3 separate regions of the Homo sapiens genome follow, and all the other regions are linked to region 2. A link is a loop called in an ENCODE intact Hi-C map of the cell type or tissue named here. Cell type or tissue: gastrocnemius medialis. All regions are shown on one strand.

What was found. A loop is a pair of places that touch in the nucleus more often than their neighbours do. Peaks named below come from ENCODE experiments on the same cell type or tissue, not always from the same donor. Only the 100,000 strongest peaks of a DNase experiment are listed, where the experiment ranks them.
Region 1: a loop joins it to region 2, with 23 times the contacts of the local background. A loop is called at or near these places in 44 of 110 quality-filtered maps.
Region 3: it touches region 2 in a loop (18-fold over the local background); 28 of 110 quality-filtered maps call a loop at or near these places.

What each region holds. Positions count from the first base shown.
Region 1 is chr3:187,215,821-187,223,820 of GRCh38, forward strand. LOC105374260 (a long non-coding RNA gene) reads left to right here and starts at 7,206. Exons shown (of 3, transcript XR_007096209.1): 1 at 7,206-8,000. It also overlaps a transcript of MASP1 not described here. In gastrocnemius medialis, a CTCF peak has its summit at 4,520 (motif pointing right); a DNase peak (open chromatin) is centred at 4,526.
Region 2 is chr3:187,709,691-187,717,690 of GRCh38, forward strand. LOC100131635 (hCG1645011-like) reads left to right here. Exons shown (of 3, transcript NR_034062.1): 2 at 5,932-6,050. It also overlaps a transcript of RTP2 not described here. Among named protein-coding and RNA genes, the nearest start is that of RTP2, 11 kb to the left of the region's middle. In gastrocnemius medialis, CTCF peaks have their summits at 4,895 (motif pointing left) and 5,103; a DNase peak (open chromatin) is centred at 4,902; H3K27ac peaks cover 1,100 bases.
Region 3 is chr3:187,613,151-187,621,150 of GRCh38, forward strand. No RefSeq gene overlaps it. Among named protein-coding and RNA genes, the nearest start is that of SST, 53 kb to the right of the region's middle. In gastrocnemius medialis, a CTCF peak has its summit at 3,368; no DNase peak of the experiment used is centred here.

The DNA of each region.
Region 1 (8,000 bases), 490 kb before region 2:
ATCCATGTGACTTAACACTTTTGTATTAACCTTGATTACCCGGCTGAGGTAGTGTTTATCAGGCTTCTGCACAGCAGAATGATTGTGTCCTGCCCCACCTTTTATACTATATTCTTTGGAAAGAAATCACTATGTGCTGCCAACACTTAAGGGATGGGGACTCATGCTGCATCTCTGGAGGGATGCACGATTTTGCATTTTTTCAAGGGGAGATTGGTCTATTCTTCCAGTTGATTTATTTGTTCAATAATTTAGTCACATAAGTATGTACTCATGAATATTTATTTTATACTTTGGGTTATTATCCAATGCTATGTTGCTTTGTTGCTCAACATTCCAGCTTTGGCCAGTGGAAGCTCTTTCATTTGGCTCCTGTGTCCCTTTGACATATCCTCAGCGTTTCTTCACTTTCTGGGACTGCAAGATGCTCCAGTCTCAGCTTGTGTGTTTCTTGCCCCAATCCCGGAATCAGTCATTTCTTCAAAGAGCCTGTGTTCCTTTTATCGGATGATGATATTTTAGAAACCAAGACCTGTGTACTAAGAGTGCTCATTGTTGCTGGGGTATTTGTGCTCCTAAGTCGGCCCACATTTTACACTTCACTGCACTCCAGGTTGCTCACCTGTAAAAGGGGGATAAGTATAGTCCTTTCATGAATTTTCTTGTGAAAATTAAATTAGAGAATGTGTATAACAAGCAGATAGTAAGTACTCAAAAATGTTAGTGGTGATTATTTCCCATATAACCTTTTACATTTGAGTGAACTTATAATTTTCTAAGTTCTTTCCTATCTGCTAATTCATCAGATTCAACAGCCTCAGGAGAGAGGTTATTCTAGCGGTGTAGAGATGGGAAAATTAAATAAATAAGGGAGTCAACCTACGCTGCACTAGAATTCAAGTCTTTTGATTTTGAGACTTATTCTAGACCAAGATTGGTTTCCACCTCTGTCATATGAGTGGTCTACATTCCCCTCCCTGACTCTTGCCCAACTCTAGCTTGAAGGGCTTCTTGGTGGTGGTGTTTCTTTGATTCTTGTTCTCCATTGAGTAAGATTAACTCAAGGCAGAAAGAAGGCATGTACTCCAATCCAGAACAGGCCACTCATAGACATGGCACCATATTTTCTAAACCAAACACTGAACATATGATTCAAATTTATTAAATGCCACTGATAATAGTAAATTTAATAAATGAGTGGCATTTAATAATTGTAATGTGGATGCAGAAACATTGACATTCTGGGATATTTTGATAATTTACAGGAATAATAGGACAGGTATTTAAACAGAACTGACCCAAAAACCTAAGACATGCTTTTGTATCTACAACAATCTTCCCATCATAGTCTCTCTCCCTTCATGGTACAGTGATCCTACACGAATACAACAAAATGTTGGTAAATGAAAGCAACTCACTATAATCATCAGTGCATAAAAGACATACAAACAAACAGGGAGCTTTGACTCAATGCAGATGTTTATTAGAACTAATGTTTGTTTTTTCATACGAGCAACAGCTTCTGTTGTTAATAAAATCCGGGCATGATTATTATTGCTAACAGCAGCACTCATGGTATGAAATTATAGCTTCAGTTATACAAACTGTATTCTAGAGAGGTGGGTTTTGGTTGCACAAAGAGGAGACCTTTTAAAGAGGCAGCACATTTAAAACATTTTCTTACTTATTTTTTTAAATTAATATTCACAATCAGTGATTCAAAAAGCAGCAATTTTAAAGTTGAATGAGCTGCAATTGGGGGTAGTGAGTTTCTCATCAGTAGAAATGCTCAAGAATGAGGTCGCGAAGTTAGACAAGGTTGTTGTCCTCACAGATACTCCAGCCCTCTGCTTCTATGGCTCTGTGAGAGATCTGGGTTTCTTGGACCTTAGCAGCAGTGCAGGAGCTGGCACAGCTAATAAGTGCTTGTAGGTCACGGGGAAGCCTGGGTTCCATGGCCTATTTAGACATTTTCTCAGGATAAGGATGAAATTGCAATTGGAGAAATAAACAGAATAAGCTGGGTCCAGCCAGAAGTCAGTATTTGTGCACAAACCTTGAGGCCATTTCAAGTCCTGTTTAGAATTCTAACTTTAAGGAGAAAAGCTCTTTTTGGTGTTGGTTCTGATCCCAGAAAAAGAGTCCACTGGACATGTGTTTTTGTGGGAGGAGCTGGTATAATAAAGGACATCTTGAGTGGACATTTACTATTGTTCTCCCTCCATGTGGAAGGCCTCCTCCGTCTTACCTGTGGACAAGGCTCTGGTCCAGTCACCTCTTCTGGGAAGCCTTCTTGATTGATATCTCCTCCCCCAAAACCTTCATACCAGAATGGTCTTTCTTTTACCTCCATGACTTTCCAAAGCAGCACTTGGCAGGGTTTGTTCTATTACATGGTAGTCAATTACATATGTTTCATGTCTCCCAATAGGAGCTCCTAGAAGGTATAAATGATACTCTCTTCATCTAGGTAGTTCCCACAGGAGCCACCACAGCCTGGGATGTTGGGGTGTGCCCAGGCAGTGCTTGAAATGGGAAGATATGGTGTCTTGGGATGCCTTGGGATGATTCCAAAACAGCATTACAGTTCTTCTTTGGCATTGAAAATGGAGTTTCTGCTAGCTTGACAAGTGTCTGATGGAGCTGGGTCCCATTGCCACCTTCCCCTTACAGAATAAACAGCAGGGCACAAAGAGGTAGAATGACTTGTTTATAGAACCAGAGGCAGGCTGTGAATTGCTGTCCCTGAGTATTCAGCCTGGGGCTTAATATATATATATATATGTTCTCATTCTCCATTATCTTCCTCTTTTTTTTCAAGAGACCTGGAATTACTCCAACAGCTGCATACAGGTCAAGAGTTAAAGTCCCCCAGGGAAGATCAATTTCTATAAAACAGAAGACAGGAACTTGGAGCTTCTGATCCCTTGGAGGGCTTATATCTTGGAGCTCTGGAGGGCATAAAGTCTCTAGAAGCTTCCTGAGAGAGGATGGGAGAGGCATTTTGCTTGGAAAACACTTATGGCCTTGCAAGATGAGGGAGTTCAGGGTGAGGCTCAGGGGTGAGGAGTCGGGGAACGGCTGCTTGGGGTCAGCTGTGGACATAGGAAGGAAGAGTATAGGGGCCTGGGGTACAAACTACCAGGGCCCACCTCATGCAGCCCAGTTTCCCAAGAAGGGAAGGAGGCCAGGGCCCAGAGCAGATGCTCTGCTTAGGAATAAGGAAGGATCCTTTGGCTCACACTTTGCCTGTCCCATGTCCTTGGGAACCCACCCGTAGTGGAAAGGGGTGGGTATTTCAGGAGCAGCAGCAGCAGCATTTTGTCTGCATCAAAGTTCCTTTGAACCGATTGTAATTTTTGCCTTTTGGTTACATTGGCTTTACCTCATCTTATCAGGGGGAAAATGGCTTCATTGTATCTTAGATCGTCAGAGCTTTGAGGACCCTTTGAGATGAGGGAGGAGGACTTGCATAGGGTCATACAGGGGGCTAAGGGCAGAGCTAGTTCTAGAACCAGGTGTCTGCCTTCCCAAACCACAATCCCCAGGCTCCCTCCTGTCCCTGCTTCTCTCAGGCCCTCCCGCAATCTGTCATCTAGTGCATGTTCCTAGTTACATTTGCTAGGGGACATACCACAGGACTCAGAACCTTGTCTGTTTTACTTTTTTAGGGATGAGGGTGAAGATTGATGTTGGGCAAGTTGCACGGTGGCAAAAAAGCATACAGCATTTAAGGGCAGATGGAGATGGTCAAGGTTGAGGGGAGAGGTGTGTCACTGATCAATGCTAAGACCCAGGCAGGGGTTTGTAAGAGAGCTTCGTCTGCCTGGTAGACACATCGACCTTCTGCTAAGGTGCATTTATTGAAAACAGTGTATGCTATGCACTCTGTTAAGTGCTATGCATCTATTAGTTAATCTTTTCCTCATCAGACTTTTACGAGGTAGGTAAGGTATAGCATTTCCATCTTATGAAGAAACTGAAGTTCGAAGAGATGAAGTCACCTGCCCAGCACTGCAAACTAGTAAGTGATAGAGCCTGGATTCGGCCTGTGTTCTGACCACTCTCTTGCTCCATCTCTTTAAAGAGAGTGAAAAGGGGGTGAAGATACCTGCTCTATTGCCCAGTAATGGATAGGCCGAAGGAGGGGGGATGGGAGGAAGGAAAGGAGAAATGGCTGCTTTCATCGGAGGATCGTCCTCTGCTACTGACTGCCCACAGCTGGTGGTGCTGGGGCTGAGGAGCCAAATTCAGTTCCTCACTCCGGTGACCCTCTGGATCCAGTCCTTGTTGTGGTGGATGTAAGAGTATACTCCGTAGCGGTCCTTCTTCCCACAGTCATCACCCCAGGACACAGTGCCCACCAGGTACCACTGGCCTCTTTCTCTATTCAGGGTCACCATGGGGCCTCCAGAGTCACCCGCACAGGCGTCCTTTCCCCCTAGGTGAAAAAGAGACATAGATGAAGATAAAATGCCCCTTCCCAGCCCAAGTCTCCTTCTCCCATGTATGGGTTGTAGTTCAGAGAATTGGGCACTAGAGGGCATAGCAGACCGTTGGACCCAAACCTCAGCTCTGGGCAGTTCTAGGTCAGGCCGCATCAGAGCTCAAATGATTCTAAAAAGCCCTGATTCAGACCTCTTTCTTTCTTTTCTTTTCTTTTTCTTTTTTCTTTCTTTTTTTTTTTTTTTTTGAGATGGAGTCTCGCTCTGTCACACCCAGGCTAGAGTGCAGTGGCACGATCTCGGCTCACAGCAACCTCTACCTCCTGGGTTCAAGTGATTCTCCCTCCTCAGCCTCCCGAGTAGCTGGGACTACAGGCACCTGCCACCATGCCCGGCTAATTTTTGTATTTTTAGTAAAGATGGGATTTCGCCATGTTAGCAAGACTGGTCTCGAACTCCCGACCTCAGGTGATCCACCCGCCTCGGCCTCCCAAAGTGCTGGGATTACAGGCATGAACCACCGTGCCCGGCCAAGGCCTCTTTCTTAAGGGAAACACTGAACTTGGGAAGGGAATGATGAGCATCCTGTAAATATCTTTTCTCCGATGCATCTTCTCCTGTGGAATCCCTCCTCCCACGGCCTTCCTCCAGTCCCCCGCGCCCCCACACTGCCAGCCCACCAGGTTGGGAGGCCTCTGTGCTCCCTTGCTGGCTCTGCACCACTCCCTGGCTGGCAGCGCCCCTGTTGTATGCCAGCCTCTTAACCCACCTTCCTTCTCCCCAGCACAGATCATGTCCCTGGTCACTTTCTTCTTCAGCGGGGCATAAGCCTTCTGGCAGGTGCTGTGGTCAACAATCGGGATTTCAATCTAGAACACAAAGCTGTTATTGGTCCTCATCCCCGGCTGAGAAGCCTCTGCTATTCTGACACCCCTGAAGACGGCTCCTCTCCACTCCATACCTGGACGGACCTGTGTCTACCTTAGACTTGATCTAAGAGACTGCCCCATGCTACAGGTGAAGGAACAGTTGAATGGAGAATCAGGAGGCCCGTGTTCTAGGGCAGTCTTGGCTGTGAAGACCTTGGCTGTGTGAACTTGGGCAAGTCACATGCCCTCTCTGGGCCTCAGATCTCTCTTCAGTAAGATAGAGGTAATAATACTTGCCTAGGAGATGTATTAGTCAATAGGACAATGTATACAAAAATGAAGTTTGGTTTTCTTTTGTCTCACCCCTACTGTAGGACCTAGAACATGTGGCTTACTCATTGTTTTTCAGACTCTGAGACCCTTTTTCCTCATCTGAAAAATGGAGGTTGCAGTATTTGATATACTAATCATTGTACAAAGAGGAGAGGCAGGAACAAGTGCTTTGTAAACTACACACACTGTATAAATATTAGCTACTGTGGAGTTATCACTGCTGGCTTTGCAGCAAGCACTTTGTTATGTTGTCCTCCCTCTCTACAGTATGAGCATCTGTCTCGATGCTGGATCTGTATTTTATGCATTTCTATCTTACATTGCTTGGAGCTTAGTAGATACCCAGAAAATATATATATTTTTTGCAATGCAGCAAAATCGATACATAAAAATAAGGCATTGTGACTATTATTGCCCTTGATCCAGTGTGGGGGTAACTGTTGGAGTAGATGTCTGGAATAAAAAGAGGAAACATATGATTCTCTTTCAGTCAAATCAAGAACTGAATGGGCCATATTCTCTAAATGGACAACTCCTGTTGCCCTTGCTGGGAGGAAACCAGAGGCCATTCAGATCCCTCTTGGGTCATGGCCTTCCCTGGATAAGGGGAGAGGAAGCCAGGGCAGGGTGGTCCTGAGGACAGATCCTCAGCAACTGCTGAGCACCTGATTCATCGTTCAGGTATCATTTCAGCATCACTTCCTTTGGGAATGCCTCCTGAACCCCTGAGACAAGATCAGATTCTCTTTCATATGTTCTGGAGCATCCTGCATTTCTCTCTCTCCACCTTTATCACATCCATAACTACTTTCTGTCCATTCCACTTGACCATGAGCCCAAGGGGGCCAGGGACCAGATCTATCCTTTTACCCCAGCACAGCTAGTAGCTAGTACAGTGTCTGGTACCAAGGAAACACCAAATAGACCCCCGGGAGTTAGTGAATGAAGGGATGAATGGTTGTTGCAAATCCCAAATTTTAAAATATGTCAAAATAATATATGTGGAAGAATTTAGAAACTAGCTGTGTCAGTCATAGGCCCCGGTGATATCAGAGCCAAGCAACTCTTTGATGGCAGCTCGTGTTGCCCCATAACTCTGCAGTTGGAAATAGTATCTTATGGTCTAGAGAGGCAAAATAACTTGCTTCAGATGACCCAGCAAGTTAGTGGGAGCCAAGACTTGAAACTATGGCTCCTTACTTTTAGTTAAGTGTTTTTTTTTTTTTTCCTTGAACTGATAGGAATATGAACTTCTAAGTGTAACTGCCAAGTTCATTACTGCAAGGACTGTGGTTCTCAAGAGCCTGGCTCATTCTGGCCAATTTGGTGTACAGTTCTCATGGTGCACAGCTGGATTGTCACCATGGGGGTGTCTAAACTTGCTGTTTTCTGGGAGAATTTTCATAAGCTAAGCCTTTAATAAGCTACCAGAAAAACTTAACCGTGTTTAGAGGCTAGAGTCCATGACATGTAGAACAAACAAATCAAGCTTTCTGGGGTTCAAAGTCCCATTGAACTTTGGAGGTGGGTCTGGGCTCCTAGTTTCCCACTCACCAACCCCCACCCAAGCCTCAAAATCCCTAAGGGAACAATACGGAGCAGGAAGGCCCAGTGCAGAGCTGAGGTGTCACTGTCTGTAGGTTATAAAGTGAACTTCACCTCCATCAGGGTCTCTGGGAACCTTTGCAAGAACTGCTTCCCCCAGCCGCTGACGATGACCATGGCTCCTGGAGGAGAGAAGATACTGTGAGAACAGAGAAGCTATCTGTGGGGTGTTTGGAGGGGTGCAGCTTGCAGCTCCATCATCCTCTTCTGTGGAGGAAAGACTGGATTGTTCTTCTCAGAGAAAGGTGGTGTGGTGGGGAGGAAGACGTGAAAGGCAGCTGGGCTACAGATTACCTGCAGCAGAGCTAGGGGCACTGGTTTCTATGATGTGTTACTGGCTTACTTGTTTAGTTTTCTATTCTGTCCCACCCTCAACTAGTCTGAAACCTAGGGTCCATGAGAGCAGAATCTCATTCTTGGTCACTGCTATATCACAGTGCCTATAGCAATGCTGTCACATAGTAGGTGCTCAATCAAGAACAGCGAATAAATAAAAAGCCCAGCCTAGTCCACTATGTGCTATGGTGCCTTTAGCCAGCCCTCCTCTCTGCTCCCCTTCTAAGCCTCTGTTTTCCTATCCATAAAATGAGGAGGCTGGACTTGGTATTCTCTAAAACCCCTTTCAGAGTTGACATTCTAGAAGTCTATGAAGTTGGTAAATCTGTGGGGCAATGTGGAAGTGGGTTGAGCACTGACAGAGCAATTATTTTCTCATTTGAAAAAGAGCCTGGATACTGAAAACAGTGTT
Region 2 (8,000 bases):
AATAAATAAATAAAATACTGTTTCTGTGTGAAATGTTTATCTAAAGAGGGAGGAAACATCATTAAAATTTGAAAAAAATGTTAACATGATGTGAGGACATGCATTGGCAACATATGTAGGATGAATAATTTCATATGTCAACTTCGCTTGACCAAGGGGTGCTCAAATATCTGCTTGGATACGATTTCTGGATGTGTCTGTGAGAGGACATGCATTGGCAACACATGTATGATGAATAATTTTATATGTCAACTTCGCTTGACCAAGAGGTGCTCAAATATCTGCTTGGACACCATTTCTGGATGTGTCTGTGAGGGTGTTTTTGGAAGAGATCAGCTATTTGAACTGGTGAATTGAGGAAAGCAGATGGCCCTCCCAACGTGGATGGGCATCATCCAATCCATTAAGGGCCTGAATAGAACAAAAAGACAATGCAGGAAGGTTGAATTCACTCTCTGCCTGACTTTTGAGCTGAGACATTGATCTCCTCCTGCCCTCAACTCCTGATTCTCAGGCCTTGAGACTCAGGCTGGAATCTACAAGATCAGCTCTCTGGCTCTCAGGCCTTCAAACTGTACCACTGGCTTTCCTGAGTCTTCAGCTTGTAGTTGGCAAGACTGTGAGACTTTTCAACCTCTGCAATCACATGAGCGAATTCCTCATAATAAATGTCTTCCTAAATATCCATATATATATATATATATATATATCATATATTATATGTATGTGTATATCCTATACAAGCACACACACATAAATATCTATCTTATTGGTTCTGTTTCTCTGAAGAACCTGGGAACCATATGATATGTATGGTTCTCCATATATTTAGGTGTGTGTATATGTGCATATATATATATATATGTGTGTGTATATGATATACATATGTGTATATGTGTGTATATATTACCTAAATATATGGAGAACCATACAAATACACATACACACACACAAACACATATACACACCCCACATATAGTACTTATCAATTCCATTTCTCTGGACAACCCGGATTAATACACCATAATTCTCTCTAAATGGGATTTCAGTAAAAGCCTGAAAACCTTTGCAAACATTTCTGGGTTTTCGACTTGAGGATTCCTGAAAGTGTAGGCAAAAATTCTCTGGCGATGTCAAGGGTCCACTCTGTTGGCACAAAGCTCTTTATGGGGAGTCAGGAGACCTAGATTCTTATCTCAAACTTGTAATAACCCTAGGTAAATCAGTTTAGTACCCTGAGCATCAATTTTCTAGGTGCCGAATTAGAAATTTCAAAGGTGCTGACCTCTGAAGCCCCATTCTCTGCTGAGATTTTGGATGTCTAAAGGCACCATGTAAAGCAAAGTGCTCTCACTGATCCTAATATGCATAGCCACCCCTTCTGCTGTTTCTATGCATCTCTGTCTTGGTTTCAGTGTGCTTTTGATTCCAATGGCTCAAAGAGTCTTCCAGCTTTGTTGGCGCTTTAGGATCTAAGGGAATATGGGTGGTGTCCAGGGGTGTCTATTTTTAAATGCATTCAGTAAGCATTTATTAACACCTTGTCAGGTGAGGCTCTGAGGCTGTCGGCATGACTGAAACATGGTCCCTGCCCTCATGGATTCAGTCTGGGGCAGAGATAGTCTTACCTTTATTTGTTTTCAGCCTTGAAGAAATCAACACCTGCACCATGCACTATGCCATTAGGGAACCCACTGCTCTCCGGTTAGAAGTAAACTCTCAGCTTTCCTTGTTTGACCCATGAGTTGTTTTGAAGGAATTTTTTAAAAATATATAAACAAGTGGAATTTTTCCAGTTCCCTTTTTATTGTTGATTTCTAACTTAATTGTACTGTTCTTAGAGAATGTGGTCTGTATGGCACCAATCCATTGAAGTTTTCTAAGGCTACTGTTGATCTTTCTTAATTATGCTTTTCTGTATTTAATTCTTAAACATTTATGCTGACTCAATTTAGAGAGATAATATGATAATTACAACTTCAGAGTCTAGAGCCAGATCTTGATTTTCCTCTCAGCTCTGCCAGTGACTTGCTGCATAAAATTGGGTAATAATCTCAGTTTCCACATCTGTAAAGTAAGAATAATAAAAGAGATGATTACAGTGGGTTCCGAAGAGGATCAAATAAGCTTATACTTGCACAGAACCAAAAACAGTTCTTGGCACATAGTGAGTGCTCAGTAAATGTTATTTAATATTATTTTTCTACTTATATATTCCATTTATAGAACATTCTCAAAAAGACAAAATTATAGAGGTGGAGAACAGATCAGCGGTTGCCAGAGGTTAGAGATGAAGGGAGGGAAACAGGATGACGATAAAAGGGTAGCACAAATGGTCTTCGAGATGATGGAACTGCTGTATATCTTGGTTGTGGTGGTGGCCATGTGAATCTACACATACAACAAAATTGCATAGAAACACACACACACACATACGCACATACACATACACACGAGTGCATGTAAAACGATGTAAGTCTGAATAAGGTCTGTGGATTATACCCACTGAGTCAACTTCCTGGCTTGGATATTGTGCTATCGTTAGGTAAGACCTTACCATTGAGGGAAACTTGCAGAAGGGTACACAGGACCTCTCTGCACTATTTTTTGTAACTTTTTGTGAGTCCATAATTATTTAAAAATTTAAAAAACTTTTAAATGCTCCTAGTATATGGTGAATGTCTAATAAATGTTATTTATTATGTTTTGTCATAGCTGTTTTTCAAGTTTTTATGTATATTTAACATATTTTAACTTTGAAATTAAATTCAGAACAATAGATACTATTTTTAAAAAGACAAAGTGTGTCTCAGCAAAGTTCCATATTGTTACATGTAGAGGAACTTTGAGCCCCTTGTGAGCTGAAAAATGGCTTAGAATTTCTGATAACTAGTGTCTTTTTGTTAGCCCCTTTTGAATTGTGAAAATATCAGGAGGCATGAATAAGAAAACTCTAAGTCCTGAGTCCATGCATGTTCGTCTCCTGGATGCAGGAAAACTTGGGAACAATAGATGAGAAAGGGCTGGACCCGAGGAATTAGAACTCTGCGGTCTCAACGAATGGTTTATATTCCCAGAACACCCCTAGTGAGAGCAATCTCCTACCTCCATCACTCAGTTACTTTGACCAGAAAAGTCCTTGTCACTGTTTCCAAAAGGGGTCCTGAAGATTATCCTATACAGTCTTTGCATTTGCAATCAGAAGCTGGGGCTGAGGGACGGTAAGTTTCCTGACCAAGGCCAGTAGCTGGTCAACAGCAGAGCCTGGTCTTCAATCAAGGCGAAAGCTGTTTGCTCTGGGTCTCACTGTGGCAGGGCCCAGGACAGCAGGGATTTGATGCTGTCTCCCACCCAAAACCACCCAGAGTCATTGAGTGTAATCAGGAGACCAGTGCTTAAGGGGCACCTCCTCAGGCCCTCAGCACTGAAGGGGAGCAGGGAGGAGATTGAGATGTACCCAGCCCACAGCCTAGGCACCAGCCGTCCAGGGACACGGGCCTACACTGTGATGCAGGTGGTGGGCGCCATGGCATGTCCCAGTGGCTTCCTCTCTGTCTACTCCCAGAATTTACAATTTTGACCCTAAGAGAATACCAACCCTAAAAGCCTAAATTTTCTCCTTACACTGTTGTGAGTTGAAAAAGCTGTGCTCAAGGGTACACAAATGTTACCAGTGGAAGGTGTCCAGGTTCTTGGCATTTTGAACAAAGAATTGGACAAAATGCACAAACAAAGCTATGAAAGAATAAAGCAAAGAGAGCATAGATTTATTGAAACGAAAGTATACTCCACAGACTGGCAGTGGGCTTGAGCAAGCACCCCAAGAACGCTGGTTACAGAATCTTCTGGGCTTTAGATACCCTCTAGAGGCTTCCCATTGATTACTTGGTTCACACCCTATGTAAATGAAGTAGTGGCTCACAACCAATCTGATTGGACATGGAAGGTGACCAATCAGAGGCTAACATGAAGTTACAAAGTTACACCCTATGCAAGTGAAGACTAGGCCTACAATCAGTCTGATTGGTTGCAGGAGGGGACCAATCAGAGGTACTTTCATTTTTAATTTGCAAGGCAGAAAAGCAGGAGGGGTGGGGGGAGCAAGTTGCAAAGGGAGTAGCCTCGGATCCTTTTGTTACTTGGGTGTGGAGAGATGGGGTTTTCCTTTTTATTCAGTTCTAGGAAACCAGTGCAAATTGGCCTTAGGTTCTCTGTCTCCAGACCCTATTCTCCTGCCTCACAAAGATAGGTGTACCTTTTTGTTAATTCAACCACTGACACACAAAGTTACTGCCTGTGCTAGCTGAGTGTCTGACAGCAAGTCAGAAGGCAAATGGTCTGTTCTCGGCCCTCACCCGCTAGCCAGGTGTTCTTAGGCTCTCCTCTCCGAACCTCAGTTTTGTCACTTGCCAAATGGGATATCTTGCTTCCTTAACTGGCGAGATTGTGGTGAGGATTAAGTGAACCCTTGGAGATGAAAGGCTTTTGTGATTTGTAAAGTTTGTTATACTAGACACTAGATTAGTGTCATATCATAAACCCCTGCCTCTCTCCACAGTTCTACTAGGAATTGGCCTCTTTTGCCCAAGAATTGAGATATAACCCCTTACCTTTTCGAGAAGAGCTGGAAATTCCTGATCCCCAAAGGAATGATTCAGAGTGGAACTTTACACACATTCAAGTAGATCTCCGAAAGAAAGATTTGGGGGCCAGAGCCCCTCAGTCAGTTCTGTTAAATGGCTCTGCTGAGATGACGAAGAGGATTTAGAAAGAGAATAGGTACAAAGCCATAGGAGACCAACTCAAAAAATAGCACTGGCCCCATTTATACCTTCCTGCTTCCCTGGAGCCAGAAAAAGTGGCACCTACAGCCTTCACTGCTTGGTCTACCCTGCCACCTTGTGGCTATTTGCTAGAATGCACCAGTAGAACAGCCTCAGAGAAAGCAGGGACCAGTAGGAACCCTTAATCATGCACTCACTCCTTTGCTCCGTCACTCAACAAACCTGTACAGACGCTCACAGTTGTTCAGGCTGAAGAAATTCACAGGCTGGAAGAAGAGAGGGACTGAAGGGAGGGTAAATGGAGAAAAGAGACTTGCTAGGCAGGGGTCTTGGTGTTTGCAAAGACACTGAAGCCTCACAGGTTTGGGAAATGGTGAGCTTCTCCATGTGACTGAAGAATAGGGTGCACCAGGTAGAAATGATGGGAGATAGATTATAGCCTCACTATTAGAAAATGATATGTATGAAACTGTAAGCCTCTGTACGTTAGGAAAAAAAAAACACAAACAAACAAAAAACAAAGAAAGACACAACTTGGTCCCTGGAGTGCAGGGCAATTCAGGTTACAGGTTACAGGTTACAGGTTACAACCCTCCGCAAATGGCCCCCAGACTTCCATGGCCCTGCTGTCCTGAGACTCCTAGGAGGAAACACTTACTCTGAATCCCTCGCCATGATTAAAATCAGTTTCTAAATGGGGTAGGATCTTGTGTAATCTCAAGTTTGAAAGGGACCTTAGAGTCATTTAATCCAACCCTCCCTGCAAGCCAAGATTGCTGCCAACTCACCACACATCTTAAGCTTAAATCACCTTCAGTGATGAGTTCAGATGCTCACCCAAAGCCCGTTCCATCTTTAGACACAGGAAATCCTTTATTCTATCAAGCTGAGTTCTTCCTCTTTATAATTCCTGTTCATTGATATAAGGTTCCCCCCGCCAGGGTTCTGTCAAAGAAGTAATCAGATACATGAATGTATATGAAGAAGGTAACCATTTAGTGGCAGCACTGAGGTTTCTGGAAATAGGAAATCATGGTAGTATTATTTCCGAGGAACTAATACTGGCATAGGCCTTGGGGGAGCTGTGTCCTAGTCCTTATAGAATTTCTTTGCTTAATGTCACTTGGCTTCCTTTCCTTTATGATAGAGTTGGATTCGATCAGAATTCTCACCACTGGTTCTAAGTCAGAATCATCTGGAGAGCAAGAAGCAGAATGTCTGAAATCTTCCTATGGTACAGAACTGCTGGATGAGACCATCAGTGGGGTAAGCTCAAATACTCCATGATAATTCAAGACATGATTAACTATAATAGTCTCCAGTTCTTGTTGAGGTTTTTGTCAAGCCCATGATGGCCTGGTATGTAAGTTCTTGGTGATTCCTATTTCTTAAAGACCTACCTAGATCTACAGCTTTCTCCCATCTGCATGATCAAAGTGTGTCGTTCACAGAGCACAATTATTTTGTCCTGTCGTGCTCTTTTGGACAGAGACCCACCAGTGACATAAAAGACAAAACTAGCTAGAGAAGAAAAAAGAGACGTATTGCCTGATCTTAGCTGAGTGCCATGACCTTCTTGTTCCCCATTCACCTCATCTGTAAAGAGGGAAGACAAACCCACTTCAGTGAGTTGTCGTGAGGGTAATTGAGACCGTGAGTGTAAAGCCTACTGGCAATGAGAAGGCTCTCCAAATCTCAATTCCCTGAGTCTTTGACAGCGAGAAGAAAGTGAAAACGAGAAGCTAGGGTGGTGCCTTTTCTGAGAGCATTTTTCTTCATCTTTCTTCCCATGAACAGCCTCTGTTGAATTGTATCATGTCCCCACAAAATTCATACGTTGAAGTCCTAACTTCTAGTACCTTAGAATGTGACCTTATTTGGAAATAGGGTCGTTGCAGATATAATTAGTTAAGTTGAGATCATTAGAGTGGGCCTTAATCTAACACAAGTGATGACCTCATAAAAAGGGAAGAACTTTGGATACAGAGACACAAACACAGAAACACCATGTGAAGATGAAAAGATTGAGGTGATGCTTCTACCAGCCAAAGAGTGCCAGATTGCCAGGAAATGACCAGAAGGTAGGAGAGAAGGCTGGAACAGATTCTTCCTTACAGCCCTCAAAAGAAACCAACAGTGCCAACACCTTGATCTCGGACTTCCAGCCTTCAGAACCATGAGGCAATAACATTCTATGGTTTAAGCCATTTCAGCTGGTGGTACTTTGTTTCAGCAGCCTTGGCAAACTAATTACACCGCTAGAGGTGACTCCTACTGGTGACATCAAAGGACAGCTCTGTCCAGATGGAAGGAGGCACTGAAGTTCCACAGAACAAATGGGAGACACACGAGAACCCTGAGAGAGCCTCTCCATGGGCCACCAGCTCAACATGGCTGTCCACCTTGTACTGCCGTGAATGGACAATTTGCCATTCTGAACATGCCCCTTCTCAAGATATGCAGAATCCATAGGAACATCAGTTTTTTAGTATACTTTAAGTTCTGGGATACATATGCAGAATGAGCAGCTTTGTTATATGGGTATACATGTGCCATGGTGGTTTGCTGCACCCACCAACCTATCATCTACATTAGGTATTTCTCCTAATGCTATCCCTCCCCTAGCCCCCAGCTCCCGACAGGCCCCAGTGTGTGATGTTTCCCTCCCTGTGCCTATATGTTTTCATTGAGGAACATAATTTATTAGCCATAGTTTTATATATTTTGGTGTTTCCTTGTAATTTTCCTTCCATATATGTCCATGTTTTGTTTTGTGATTTTGACTACGAACCTTTGAGGGCTGGAACCACGTTACAAACCTCACTGGGAGTCAGGTGATGTTTGATAAGAATTCTTGGTGTGACCTTAAGCATGTCACCTTTCTTTTCAGGCCTGGTTTCCTTGCCTATGGAAGAATTATTATCACTAAGCTCTCTCCAGTTACAATATTCTGTGATCCCAACTCCATATGTATTTACATAACCAACCTGCCTTCTTGGGGTCCTAAAGGGAAAGAAAGACCCAGGAAACTCATCTTTTAGATATGTTGAGCAGCTGTCATCTGGGGTTAAATGAGTCAGCCTCATTTAATAAGGGGCTAGACCCCAAACGTTTGGGAGCAATGTAGTACCCAGGGGCTGTAAACCCCACTAGGTCTCCTTCCTAGACTCCAAAGTCCTCCTGCCTGGGCATCTGTCTTTCTAGAAGGCCACTTTT
Region 3 (8,000 bases), 97 kb before region 2:
AAGAATTTATGTATGTAAAAGCACTCACAACAGGGCCTAGTGCATAAAAAAGGCTCTATATGTTTGCTGTTATTACTTTTTATTATCACTATCTTATTTAATCTGGAATCAGAAGGCTAGGACTGAGGTTTTCTACCTCTAAGCTCAGGGTCCCTGTTAGCACCCTCAGGGCTCTGGCCTGGCATGAACCAGGGTATGTATGGGCCACTTTCTGCTGTGGCCTCCCTTGTCCACTTCTATATCACAGGCAGTTACCATGGACCTTCTCCAAGAGCACTGCCTGCCATGGTCATCTATGGCTGCTTCTATGAAGATACATTTTTCTGCCATTCTGAAAGAGAAAACTTCTCTTTCTCCTCTGGGGTTCGTCTCTTCCCTCCCAGTGGAGAGAGAAGGCCATCTGCTCCTGAGTTCTGCAACCATTTCAAATTTTCTAACAGTGATTTGCTCTTTACCGGAGGCCCAGGCAGGTAATGTCCCATTGGGCAGAAATGCCAGTGCACACTGTCTCCCAGAGAGGTACATTAGGCCAGGCAAGACAGGGGCTGCCTGGCATGCAGCAGCAGGGAGGAGGCTCTGGGCATAATTTCAGTGCTGATTCCAGGTTGGCTGGTCTGGCTCCAAAGGAAGGAGAGCATAGCTGAAGGTGGACCAGTTTCACTTATGCATTCCCAAGCCAACACCAGAGCCGCTGGTGTGCTGGCTGCTGCAAATTCTTCCTCTGGCTACGAAAAGGCAAAAAAAAAAAAAAAAAAAAAAAGAAAGGGAAAACAAGTAAAAAGTTAAACCATTAAACAAAGGCAAACACTGTGTCCTGGGGATCTAAACACAGACACTATTTACTGGATTTATTCTATCATAATGGAACCCTTTTACCATCCTCACATCCAGTCATAAACCTTGTCGAAGTGTAATTGGATATCCCGTGGCATTGGATCCCTCTTGGACACCTCTCGGAAAAACAAACAAACAAACAGACAAAAAACAAAAACCTCCCACTTTCCTCCATCCTCTCTTGAGACATTTAGCTCTTTCTTCCTTGTTAAATGTTGTTAGTCTACATGTCTTGGCTTTCTGACCTCAGATATTACTCCATTATGCAGAATTAACTTAGCTCTCTTGGGAGTCAAGGCAGCCCCTTCCACATGACTCTTCTGTAGCATTTACCTTATTTTCTCTTGGTTATTTTCTTATTCTCAGTCCTCAACTCCTTCCTCTCATTGTCAATTCTGAGTTCCACAGGACAGAGGTATTTTCTCATCCTTGTATGCTCAATGTCTAATACAGCGTTAATAACTGCTAACTGAATACTCTGAGATCAGAGATTGAGGTTTAGTCATCTCAAAATGTACTTGACACATAGGAATTTCCTTATTACTTGTTAATCCAAAAGAAATTCTGAACTAGTGGCTATTTCTAAGGAAGTAACGCTCCATAGTTTTTCAAATTTACATTACAAACTTAGTAGTGGGTATCAAGGAATATGATGTGTGAGTGGGAAGGGGTGGTTCTTGGAAATGCTTGTATTCCTGATAGTGATGTTTTGTGAAAGCCTGTTAGTTTTTGCAAAATGACTGGTCCTCAAAGTTTGTAAGTCTTAGACTGGAAAGTGGTCTTAAAGCCATGCATCTAGTTCAACTCATACTTGATACATGAGTATCCAGCCTATGCGTGAACACTGCTAGGGTTAAGGAAAACACTAGTTCTGTAAGCAACACACTGAATCTTTAGGCAGCTACGTTAGAAAGTGCTCGCTATATTACTTAGCCATTAGAGACGATGATTAAGAGGACTATATGGCCCCAGTGAGCATGTTTTCTATAATGGCACATAAAACAAAGAAAAAGCAAGGTACAAAAGCCATCATAAATGTTATGAATATAGCTATGAAAAATATGCATGAGGGAAAGGGTTAAAAGAAAATATATCAAAATTATAATTCATTCACTAATTCCTTTACCAAATAGCACTAAGGCCCTATTATGGGCAAGGCACTGTTCAAGACACTATGGATATGTCATGGACAAGGTGGACAAGCCTTAATAGCTGGGTTATGATGATGGAATTGGGGTGAATTTTGTTTATTATCTCCATATTCCCCATTTTCTGGCCTGGGTTTATATTGATAATTAAGAAATCCTTCCTTATACTGAAAGGATATGAAAAAGAATCTTTTATTTCTTGAGTCCTGGAGATTTCAGAAAATATATTATACCAATAACTCTTCTCATGAAGAAAATGTTGACTTTCTATTAAGAAAGAAATGATCAATTGTGCCAAGGTGAGTGTGACATGTCTCCAAGGAATTTATCGGCAAGATAATGCTTTCCACTGATCTCAAAGAACAGAAGAGCTGTAAAATTCTCAAGTCAGAAAGGACTTTCCAATTTATTTACTCAGATTACCAAAATCAAGAGCAGAGCTAGAGCTAGAAAGCATAGGATAATGTTATAATAAAACCTCAGGGTTGGAGGAAACCTTAGAGTTGAACCCTCTAGCCAGCATCCCTAAGTGTTCATCTGACATCATTTTGAAGTCCTCTAAAGACAAACCATTGCATGCATTTGATTAAATTATTGCAAAAGAGAAGTTTGGCTCACTGCAAGTTTCGTGAATAGCCCATAGTGGGCAGTTCTACACTTCAAATAGCTCTTTCTTCAGTGTGTGGTTGCGTTCTAAAGGAAGTGGGCTGGGATGTGTGTGAGCATCTACCCCCTTCAAGTATGTGAAAAGGTCCACATGCATTACTAGAGATTTATGTCCTCCTTGCAGTGTGGCTGTGAGTGATAAGCAGCATCTCCTACATAAAATGTCTATAAGAAGACAATTGTCGATTAAGCTGGGATCACTTTACCTGGGATGACAGCACAGAGTTTGTGAAGAAATCCAATGATAAAAATTGAAGCTGCCTCAGTTGAAACTCTCTGGAAATCAATAAATCTATTACACCAATTTTTAATTCACCAGTAGTAGAGTTTATCTAAATATCATTATTGGCCCATGCTGACAACTTCAAAATGGAGTTTGCCTTTTGCTTAGTGAATAAAACCTTCCAAGGTAGCTAGCTGCTTTCAAAAGCTTTACAACCTTTTTTCTCACAGCAACTACTCTGATGGAGAGAAAATGGATTGTCTAGAAAGAGGCATCTTTTTCTCTGGTCCAATGATGTTAGTAACATTATCTTCACAAAGGATTACTCTCTGATAATCAGAGTCTGTCTCAGAGTCTGGCTCCAAACTTCACAAAATTTCTGCCATACCAGGCTCATGGTTCTTCTCTCTACTGCACTACAAGACATGGGGGTGGCCAAATAAGGGCACAGGGCTTCCTAGCAAATACATCTGCCACAGGCAGGGGGCAGCAAAACTCAAGGTCTCATTTGTTAAGATTTGCCTAAAACGTGCTTTTCTTGATGTGGGGTGGGTTTTCTGGTTTGTTTTTATTCTGTGGCAGTTTCTTGCCTCAACTGCCTTATTAAAAATGATTAATATAATAATCCACTTATATTTGTGTAGAAGCTTTTAAATAGAAAAGCTCTCAGCCTGCTTGGAAATTAAATAACTATTTCCTATTGACGGCATTTCCTTTGAAATGAAAGTTCCTGAAATGGATGTTCCTGGGAGGCTTCTAACTCGTAAGAGTTGAGGAGAGTATTAATTGCCATTTTGCTATTTATAATAACAGTGTCCTTACAGCTGAACACATCATCCATCCGAGTAATGAGGAACCACCATAAATGGGGCCTACTCTTTGTGAGAAAGGTCTAGAAAGAATCAAGATGCAAATCTATTTCACAGAAGCCAGAATGGATGATCTTTCTGCTCAGATGCTCTGGGAAATTGATGAGTATTGTGAAAATGGCAGAACACTTGACACGGGAAATAAATCTGTTATTAAACCAACTTGTTCTGTTGTTTGTTCTTTTATCAAGTTTTTAGTGTCTTGCTTGCTTTCCTAGAGTCAAGCATAAAAGAATCTCTTTCTGACTCGGCAAGCAATGAGCACTATGTAAGAGAGAAAGTGCACTGGTTTAATTCTCAACTATGACTCAGGCCAAACAGGACATGTAATTCTCTGTTCCTCCATTTCCCCATCTGTGAAACAGGATTTTCATTCTTGGCATGGCCACCACATTGTGAGGATCAAATAAACTAATAGATACGAGAAAGTGATGTAAACTATAAGGTAGTCCTCTATAACTAGAATCGTATCCTTATTGCATCACGTTGATCATAATTTATCTGCATACATGTCTGTCTCCCTAATGGACTGTGAGGTCCAGATTCATCCGTTTCCATGACAAATTAACAGGGTGTTTCTGTTATTCTCTTTAAAAGGCTTGAGTCTACATGACAACCAAATGGTTTACAAAGGAGAAAAAAATCAGTACTCGCTTTCACGTCACCGAGAACAAACATCTAAAGATTGTGTTGCATGATATCACATTTTTAACAGCAGGCGGATATTTGTCATAAAGTCACTAACTAACTTCAACAGGATGTGTTAGCCTTCACCATGGATCTACCTGGAATTAATAAGGACACTTGTACCACAAATGCACATACACACAATCTGTCCCAGGGCATAGTGTAAAAAAAGCAGCACAGAAAGAGGCATGTGTGTGTGTGTGTGCATGTGTGAGTTGAAGATTAAACACACCAAGAGAAAAATGAGGCAGCCTGTTCAACACCGTAAGAATAAGGAGAAGGTTTTTGTTGTTGTGTATGTCATCATTGTTGTTGTTACAGTAAATAGATTAGAAAAACATTCAATAACAAAATAAGGGGAAACCCAGGGTAGGGTTAGCATCCGCAAAGAATTTCCTAATGTCCTATTTAATCTAACAGGGTGCCAAGGCCTTGCGCATTAGTTCCACAACTTTCTGATATATCAAGTTTTCTCTAGGAGACAAACACAAACTGGCTTCCAGAAACAGCAAGTATATCCCAGTATTGAGACCTGAAAGTCGTCATAAAGAGCATACTGTTGTGATCGATATCTACACACTTCCAATAAATAAAATGCTTTGTCTGTACTATGCCAATGTCAGTAAAAGTAATTCAATGAGCAGCCAAAACCATGCCTTAACTCAAAAGCTCTGTAGTCTTGGTGCCCAGATAACTCTCCAAAGCATTTACTAGTGGGACCTCGGACAGATGATGTAGTCTTTTTTGGTTCGTTTTCAAATCTGAGAAAGAGAAGTATTTATCCTGATAGGGCTTCTAAGGGAAAATAATCAAAGACAAACTACCTGGCACATAGTTAGGTTCTCAATAAGTGTAGTCTGCCTTCCCACTGTGCAAATAAATGCCCAAGAAATCTGAAGAGAACCCATGTTCTAGTTGTAAATGACAGGCAACATTAGAGGGTAACTTCCTTTGACCCAAACCCTGAGTGTGTGGTAAGCAAGTCTTTTATATATCAAGGCCTTAATGCAAAATTAGATTTACGGCACACATCCTTCTAGCCATAACAGCTCTTTAATGAGTCCATTACGTTAATAAGTAGCTTGGTAGCCCAGCTCTTTGCTGTATTGTCTTTTCATCTGCTCAGCAAGACCACAGGCATTAACTACATAAACATATTCTGCATTTTGAAAAGAAAAAATAAAAAACCCTGCCACCCCTGGATACTTATCCCTTCAAGGAAGTCTCAGACTTTAGCAACAACAAAGCGTTGGTGTGTGGGACCCCACAGAGTTCATGAATTTCAGATGCTTGTAAGAAATTATCTGTTTTGCTGGACTCTTGCTGGGATCAATCAGCCCCTCAGTGGTTGGTACCAATTAAGAGCTAGTGTGATGCAAGAAGAATATTTTAAACACCATTTGACACCAAGTACTCCTCTGTCCTCTTCCTGCCTCCCTCCCTTCCTCCCCTCTAACTCTTCCACCAACCACCTTTTCAGTCCCTTTCCTTTTTAACTGTGACTCCCTGACTCCGCTCAAAGTCGTGAAGTGTAATGAAAGTAATGGCACATGTGTCTTTTCTGCAGAGGGATACTATTTATCGAGTGATTTCCCATCATCTCACAGCATCTCCCAACAGTCTGGTGTAGACAACAAGCAGAACTATCACTACCTCAACCTACTCTCTCCCTCTGTCTTTCCCAATGTATTCCCCATTTGTTCCCCACACAGCTGCCAAAGTAATCTGCTGAAGTTCAAACTGAATCATGTCATTCCTCTGCTTAAAGTAAATCCTTGGCTTCTCCTCATTGCCCAGAGGATAAAGGCCTGCTAGGGTTCACCCCTACCCTCCTCCTCAGCCTTGTCTCTCGCCACTCCTTTCCCATTCATTCTTGCAATTCTCTGAACACATTAAATGACATTTTGTCTTCCTATTTTTCTCTGTCCCTGAACTACCCACATCACCCAGGTCATCCAAGTATTAATAGCTAACTCATATATATCCTTAAAGATTCAGCTCAACCAACTCCAGAAAGCCTTACCCAATTCTCTAAGATGACTTAGGTGCCCTAGGGCTATATTCTGCAGCACTAGTGTTTGCTTCTGGCATAACACTTATCAGACTGCAATATCATAGCCAGTTAACCCATCTTTCCAGACTCCCCACCTCCAACTAGACTGTGAGTTCTTCGAGAGCAAGTGTAGGCTTTGTATACCTCCACAATCCTAGTGTCTGGTACGGTATCTCATATATGGTAAACCATGAATTCTCAACTTGGCTGCTTGTCATGGTTACCTGAGTTAGTTTGTTCATGATGCAAATCCTCTAGATCTAACTCTGGAGTTATTAAATCAGTATGTCTGTTGGAGGTGGAACCTGAGTTTGCGTGTTTTGTTGAAGTTCTAATGATGATGTACAGCCCTAGTTATGAATAATGTGGTATGTAGGTATTAATAAATATTTGACAGTCAATGAATGAATGAATACATAATGTCCCCATTTTAGAGATATTGAAACAAGCTTTAAGAGTTAGAAATTTGGCCCGTTTTGCTCAACACTAACTTTTGGAAAGATAGTGATATAAAGAGGTATAGGATAAAGCCTTTCTAGACTAGAGTTGGACTCGAGTTGTTTATTTGCATGCAAATCACCTGAATTACTCTCTAGCTTTTTCAAGCAGGAATAGGCCTTTTCATTTTGGGAACTTAATAGAGTCTGACCCAGTGTCTAAAACACAGTAGGCCCTCACTATTTGTTGAATTGCAACTGCATGGTGTGAATCAAAGAGCCCTGCACCTGGAGTGAGGAGCCTTGAGTCCTAGGCCTCTTTGTGATATTAACTGTGACTTATTCTGGGGTAAGAATTTCCTTGGGCTTTAGATTCCCTATCTACACAATCAGAGGTAGACTAGATGATCAAAGGTTGCTTTCAGCTCTGACATTTTTTAATCCATTGAGTGTTGGAGAGCTTGAGTCTGAATTTTGGCCGAGTGCTAGATGAAACACCTTCACTATGACTAAGTTAGATGGCATCTGAGGCCCACAGGAGAAGTGACATGAGTACACTTTTTAATCCATCATGAATGTGGCCAGGATGGAGGGCTGCCTTTTGTTCTGCTGAAGACAAGTGAATATTCAGCCCTAAGCACCCCCAAGGCTTGCCTGAGATGCTTACCTTGGCTTTCAGACACCAGCAAAGATCGCCCACTCTTGATAACATGAAGCCACTGTCACAGTGGCCTCTGATATAAGGGCTGACTCCCTGGAGGAGCATGGCATAGTAAGGAATGTGGAGGGAAGGCATGGGCTCTCTGACACTCACAGAGGAATAACCATAACCTAACACACGCACCCAGAGTGGCGGTGTGCAAATCATAGATAATTTGATTTTAACAACCTTGCAAAAGGAAGAAGAAGTAAGTACTATGCCTCTACCTTGCATGTTGGGAAATTAATGCTCAGAAATGTTGAAGGATTTCTGCATAAATGTAAAGTGATTAAATGTAGGAAGCTGATGGCAGATTTTTCTTTCTCCAGTGTAATATTCCTTTGGCTACATTGTATTGCCTCTTTTTCTTATCTTCTCTATTG